Regions from separate parts of the Homo sapiens genome. Here region 2 is linked to region 1. A link is a loop called in an ENCODE intact Hi-C map of the cell type or tissue named here. Cell type or tissue: Calu3. All regions are shown on one strand. Links, peaks and the distances in the headings refer to the core of each region. The heading gives the core; the rest is flanking DNA. Region 1 overlaps LRBA (LPS responsive beige-like anchor protein). Region 2 overlaps LRBA (LPS responsive beige-like anchor protein).

Evidence for each region. Hi-C counts contacts between places; a loop is a spot of excess contacts. Peaks named below come from ENCODE experiments on the same cell type or tissue, not always from the same donor. Only the 100,000 strongest peaks of a DNase experiment are listed, where the experiment ranks them.
Region 2: it touches region 1 in a loop (2.1-fold over the local background); 5 of 110 quality-filtered maps call a loop at or near these places.

The regions. Positions count from the first base shown.
Region 1 is chr4:150,866,003-150,868,830 of GRCh38, forward strand. LRBA (LPS responsive beige-like anchor protein) reads right to left here. Exons shown (of 57, transcript NM_001364905.1): 21 at 2,180-2,303; 22 at 1,669-1,861. Among named protein-coding and RNA genes, the nearest start is that of LRBA, 150 kb to the right of the region's middle. In Calu3, for the core only: no CTCF peak of the experiment used is centred there; a DNase peak (open chromatin) is centred at 1,239.
Region 2 is chr4:150,816,485-150,819,312 of GRCh38, forward strand. LRBA (LPS responsive beige-like anchor protein) reads right to left here. Exons shown (of 57, transcript NM_001364905.1): 31 at 640-773. Among named protein-coding and RNA genes, the nearest start is that of LRBA, 200 kb to the right of the region's middle. In Calu3, for the core only: no CTCF peak of the experiment used is centred there; no DNase peak of the experiment used is centred there.

The DNA of each region.
Region 1 (2,828 bases), core at 161-2,660:
ACCACACCTGGCCAGAAATGGCAATATATTCTACAGAATGACAAAATATCTTAGAATAATAACTTTGATAGTCAGTAAAATGTAACACTTAAAGATATAGAGAAATTATCATTCTTGGTATTTATTCCTTCTAGTCAATTTTTTATTAAATAAATAGCTATATAATTATACAGTATTCCTTCTGAGTAATGAAAAAGTTCTTAAAATTCAAAAAACATACACCGTAAATGAAACTAATAGATTTTAATGCATTAATTACTTGAAATGTAAATTTTCCTCAGAAGGTACAAACATAAAACTCCAAAAATAGTTAGATAATCCACATATTGGCAGAAGATGTTCATAAACAACATAGCTAGCAAAGGATTAAGAATGAGACTACATAAAGAACTCCCACAAAACAACAAGAAAACACAGATCAAGATTATGGTGATGTAGCATTTTAAATTCATCAAAGTGACAAATTTTTAAACTCCAGCCATACCACGTGATTAGGTGATGTGAAGCAATGAGAACTTAAACACTGCTGGTGATATGTAAACTGATACACTACTTTAGAATACTGTATTGTATTGGAATACGATACTTTGGAAAAGAATTTGCATTATCTTGTAAAGTTCAACATTTTCACCTTATAAGTCAGCAATTCTACTTCTAGGAATATATGCAGAAAATTCTTGAACAAGCACAAAATGTATACGAAAATGCTAATTAATTGGTAAATAAATAGTCATGTCATGCAATACATTACAATTGAGAAAATGAACAAAACTATATGGGTCAATGTGGATGAATCTCAAACAGTAATAAGCACAAACAGTAATTAACAAAAAAATGCATTCAGTATGCCACATTTACCTTAAGTGCAAACATAAAAAATAAAACTCTTTATTGTTTAGAGTTATATACACGTAGTAAAGGTATAGAAAAGACAAAAGACAACACCAAATAAAAGCTAGTGGTGTTGGGGGTCAGGCGAAGAAGAGGAGACAAAGCAATTATAGAGGAGTAACCCAATTTCATAAACAGTGATCCTTTTTGTATGCTTAGAGTATTTCAAAAAAGAATTTAAGCTATATATAAATAACTAAACTTACTTTGGCTTAATTTAAAAAAAAAAAAAAAAAAAAACTACATTCTTCCAAACCCAGTTTTTAGCTACCTGTAAGATTAGCACAGGGCAGACATCACCCAGAGCTTTTCTGTTTACTCATCCACCTTACGTTGCTAAAACAACTGTTCATCTTTGAATATAGTGCGCCACCTTGTGTTCAAAAGCTTTTAACTCATATAAAATTCTGAGACCCATGTTTGTAAACAGGGCTTCCTCGAAAAAAAATATTAGGTTGGTGCAAAAATAATTGCAGTTTTTGCCGCAACTACTTTTTCAGCACCCTAGTATAAATTCCTTTATGCTGTGGCAATAGATTTACCATTATAAAGATAAGTACATGTAAAAACAACATTAGAAAAAATTATTTTGATTCTAAAGAAATTACAAATGCTTTATTTCTATTGATAATCTTTTTGAGCTTTCATTTTGCTGTACTTTCAGAAGATAACTTGCCTTTTTTCCTTGATTTTAAGTATCGAAATTTTTTAAATGACTAAAATTCAAAAATTATAGATATTTAAAATGCTACAATACGCTTTCATAAAGAAACTTACCTTTGAATGAGTGATTGATAAAGTGTCTACCCATACACGCCAGCCACCCCACTCATATTTGACTGCATGGTAAAGCAGGATTCTGAATATGGCGTATACCATTTCTGTTATCTTTTGCTCATCTGAATTCTTAGGATTAAAATAGCAGAGAGAAAGCATCCATTCTTGCCACACAGAGCATTGTAGCAAGCTCCTGAAAATTATGAGAGGGTACTAAATTACTGAAGAAAAAAAAATTATCTAAAATAAATCTAAAGGTTTAAAACAAAATAACCCTGCCCCTCCCTTTCCCCCCGAAAAAGAAACACATTTAGTTATACATTAAGAACAATTCGACAATGTGGTACTAAAAATTCTAACTTAACTATGTGGTACATTATTTACATACTCTTAATAAAAAAAATAGAAAAATCATTTCACAGTATTTTTAAAGCAATTTTTCTTAGATAAAATGGGCTTATACAAAAGTACATTTGAATACTGCAAATAAATGCTTTCTGATTCAGCTTACCTCCTGTTTTCTCTACTGTTATTAAAAAGTTTAATCATGTCAGAAAGAAAGGCTCTGCGAACCTCCATGCTCTCTGGGCACTGGGGAGAATTTCGAAGTAGGGTCGCAATTACTTTTAGTATCTCTGTAAGACAGTTTATAAATAAGTAAAAACCAAACTCAACAAAAAACTCATGATAGAAGGTCATCCATCTATTGCAATTTCTTTAGTTTCCCTAACACAAATGTCTACCAAAAACATCCTCTTCTGTTATTAAAAAAAATCACCTCTGGAAAGAAATGACAATACATTCATTAGAAAGCATTTATAAATATGAAAGGAAATTTCTTTCATGATTCAAATGTGCAAAAATAAAGCTGAACTTTAAAAGGTTAAAATAAAACAAGTTAAATTATAAATGAATTAAATGTCAGTGAAACTGCTTACTCTCTCTGAGATATACCAAATAGTAAAGTTGATCTTAAAAACAAGCAGGCCGGGCGAGGTGGCTCACGCCTGTAATTCCAACATTTTGGGAAGCTGAGGTGGGTGGATCACTTGAGGTCAGGAGTTCGAGAGCGGCCTGGCCAACATGGCAAAACCCCATCTCTACTAAAAATATAAAAATTAGCCAGGTGTGGTGGCGTGTGCCTGTAATCCCAGCTACTC
Region 2 (2,828 bases), core at 14-2,513, 50 kb before region 1:
ATGCTTTTATACATGGAAATAATTTTTTATCCATATATATGCTTTTAAACATGGAAAGAATGTAGAAGGAGAGATGGACAAAAATAAAAGTGCTATAGGAGGAAATGAACCAGTATGACCATTGTTAGAATGATGCTACACTTCAGAGCAGCATTCCTTTCCAAGCCTCTAATTCAAAAAAATATGCCAAAAAAAACAAAGTATTGGACACTATATAAATATTTTTTTTTTGTACAGTCCAAAATATTTGACAACCAGTAACCACATTAAAAGATTACATGTCAACAAGACTTTCTTATTTAGGCCACTATCTATATACATCTTCTTAAGTGCAGGGAAAGAAAATAAAGGAAAAAAATATTTTTATGAATCTATCATTCATCCATGCACTCATCTACCCAACTAGCAGCATCTAATCTACCACACACTACTAGGTTTGAGTGGAGAAAATAGTGAAATCCTTGACTTAATTTCTTTTAATTTTACTCAAATTTATTCAGAAAAGTAGTAAACAATCAACAGTATAAAAGTACAATGGTTTCTAATGTGCCCCCAAATTTTAAGTTAATCAAAAATCTTAAGCGTTGCTAAAATGAGATCTAAAAACATTTTTGTTGAAATCACTGATAACTAACTCACCTGGTGATTCTCCTCCCATATCTGAGGCTTGGGCTGAATCTACTGAGGAAACCACACTGACAGCATTGGTAGGTATGCTTGTATTAAAGGTGGAAGGTGAGACTGCTGACTTTTTTGCTGCAACAATGACACTTCTGTAATAAAGAAAGTAAACAGACTGAAAGATACAAATTGATCTCTTGAATTAATTACATGAATTTCAAAACAGAAACTAGGTAGCTAACTTATTTTTCTAATTTTCTTTCTTATTTCTATTTGATGTACAATTTAGACTTTTCACCCAACATGAAATATCTTCAATACTGTCCATATTTATCTGCATTTCACTATGAAAATATAATAATCTATTTAACATTTAAGCTTATATTTACCACATAGTATTTTTAAAATTTAGGATCATCTTAATTATCTAACAAATAAAATATAACCAAAAGTATTAAAGCAGAAAATTCAACGTTTCCACAAGAATTGTAAAGCACTGCTAATCTGAAATAATAAAACCTTAGAAATCTTATAAGCTTAAAAAAAAAAAGCAGATATAAGCAATTTGCTAACATGTATACAACCCAGTTTTTCATTTTTAAACCCCAAAGACTATATCTTTTGATAATATATAAAAAAGCAATGCATAGGAATAAAAACCATACGCAAAAATATCAAATAGTCAAAGTTCTTTATCTTGTATATTATTCAAACACAGGTATTTATGATATACCAATTTCAATTAAAATGTAATACTTTATACCAAACAGTAAGTAAAAGACCTTGTTAGGCATAACTTAAAAGGCATTTTTAATTGAAGTTGGCTCCATAAACATGCAAAAACTCAGTTAATGAGGTAAAGAGGACAGCTGATATATAATGCACTCCCACAGCAGTGCTTACTTTTAATTACCTGGTGTTAACCATAAGCCCAAAGTCTTCAACATTCAATTTATTTAATCACATCTTTTGTTGACAGTACTATAACTGCGAGCTTCAAGTATTCCCTTAATAGCTTTAAAGTATTCAGCTTCTAAACAAAGTAACTTAGGTATTTGATCCCTATACATGCATTCAAAAGTGAAAATTATGTAATTCCAATATTTTAATAATACATTTTTGTAGTTATTTTTAAAAACACACACACAAAGCAAAATAGGTTTCGTTTTACCTCAGTGCCTATCATGTGAGGGCAAACACTGTTGCCAATTAAATCAAGGTCTCTTGTGCTAGGCATGGCTTATTCAATGTACTTCAGGGTAGCTGGTGTCACATCATTATAAGGGTGACTGCCAATGTTAACTATACACTAAAAAATAGAAGCAACAGCCACCTGAGCCCCCAATCCAAAATGGTGTGCTTAAATCACAGCAGCTTATATCAGATGAAGATTATTGACTTAAGGGGGAGTAGATATGACGAATGTCTGTGTGTGTGTGTGTGTGTGTGTGTGTGTGTGCGTGCACGAATGTGTGTGTGTACGTATGTATTAGTGGTACCTTCAAAAACAACGCAAAATGTAATTTTTGTATTTCCTACTGGAGGGAGAAATTTAAAACCCATTGCTTAAGAAAATCACTGTCTTCTACCAATGTTTTTGCAGGGGAGGGAGGAGAAATATGAAGAATTTACTTTCACATTTGTTCACAAAAGAAAGAACCAGCAAGATCTAGTTTACTCATACTGTAAGTAGGGACTGAATTGAGCAATAGAAAAGAATACTTAGAAAAGTGCAATTGCTTTTTCTATAATCAAAATGTAAGATATATACCCATCTATGCTATGACTCAACAATTCCACTTCTAGGAATTTCCTCAAGAAAGCTTATGTCCACAAAACATGTATACAGTAATGGTCATACAGGCTTTATTTATAATAGTCAAAAACTGGAAATAGCCCAAATGTCCTTTATGCAGATATAGTAAATTTTTAATGGTGCTATGCTTCTAGAATGGAATATTATTCAGCAATAAAAGGTAACAAACTACTGATGAATGAAATGAAAAGGTAACAAACAACATGGATGAATCTCAAAAGCATTATGTTGAATGAAGTCTTATACTAAGGAGTATATACTTTATGGGTTTTTTTTTTTTAACATGCATGTCTAGAACAGACAAAACTAATTTATGGTAGAAAAAAATCAGAATAATTGCCTCTGGGGGATAGGAACAGGAATTGGCTGGGAAAGAGAACTTTCAAGACCA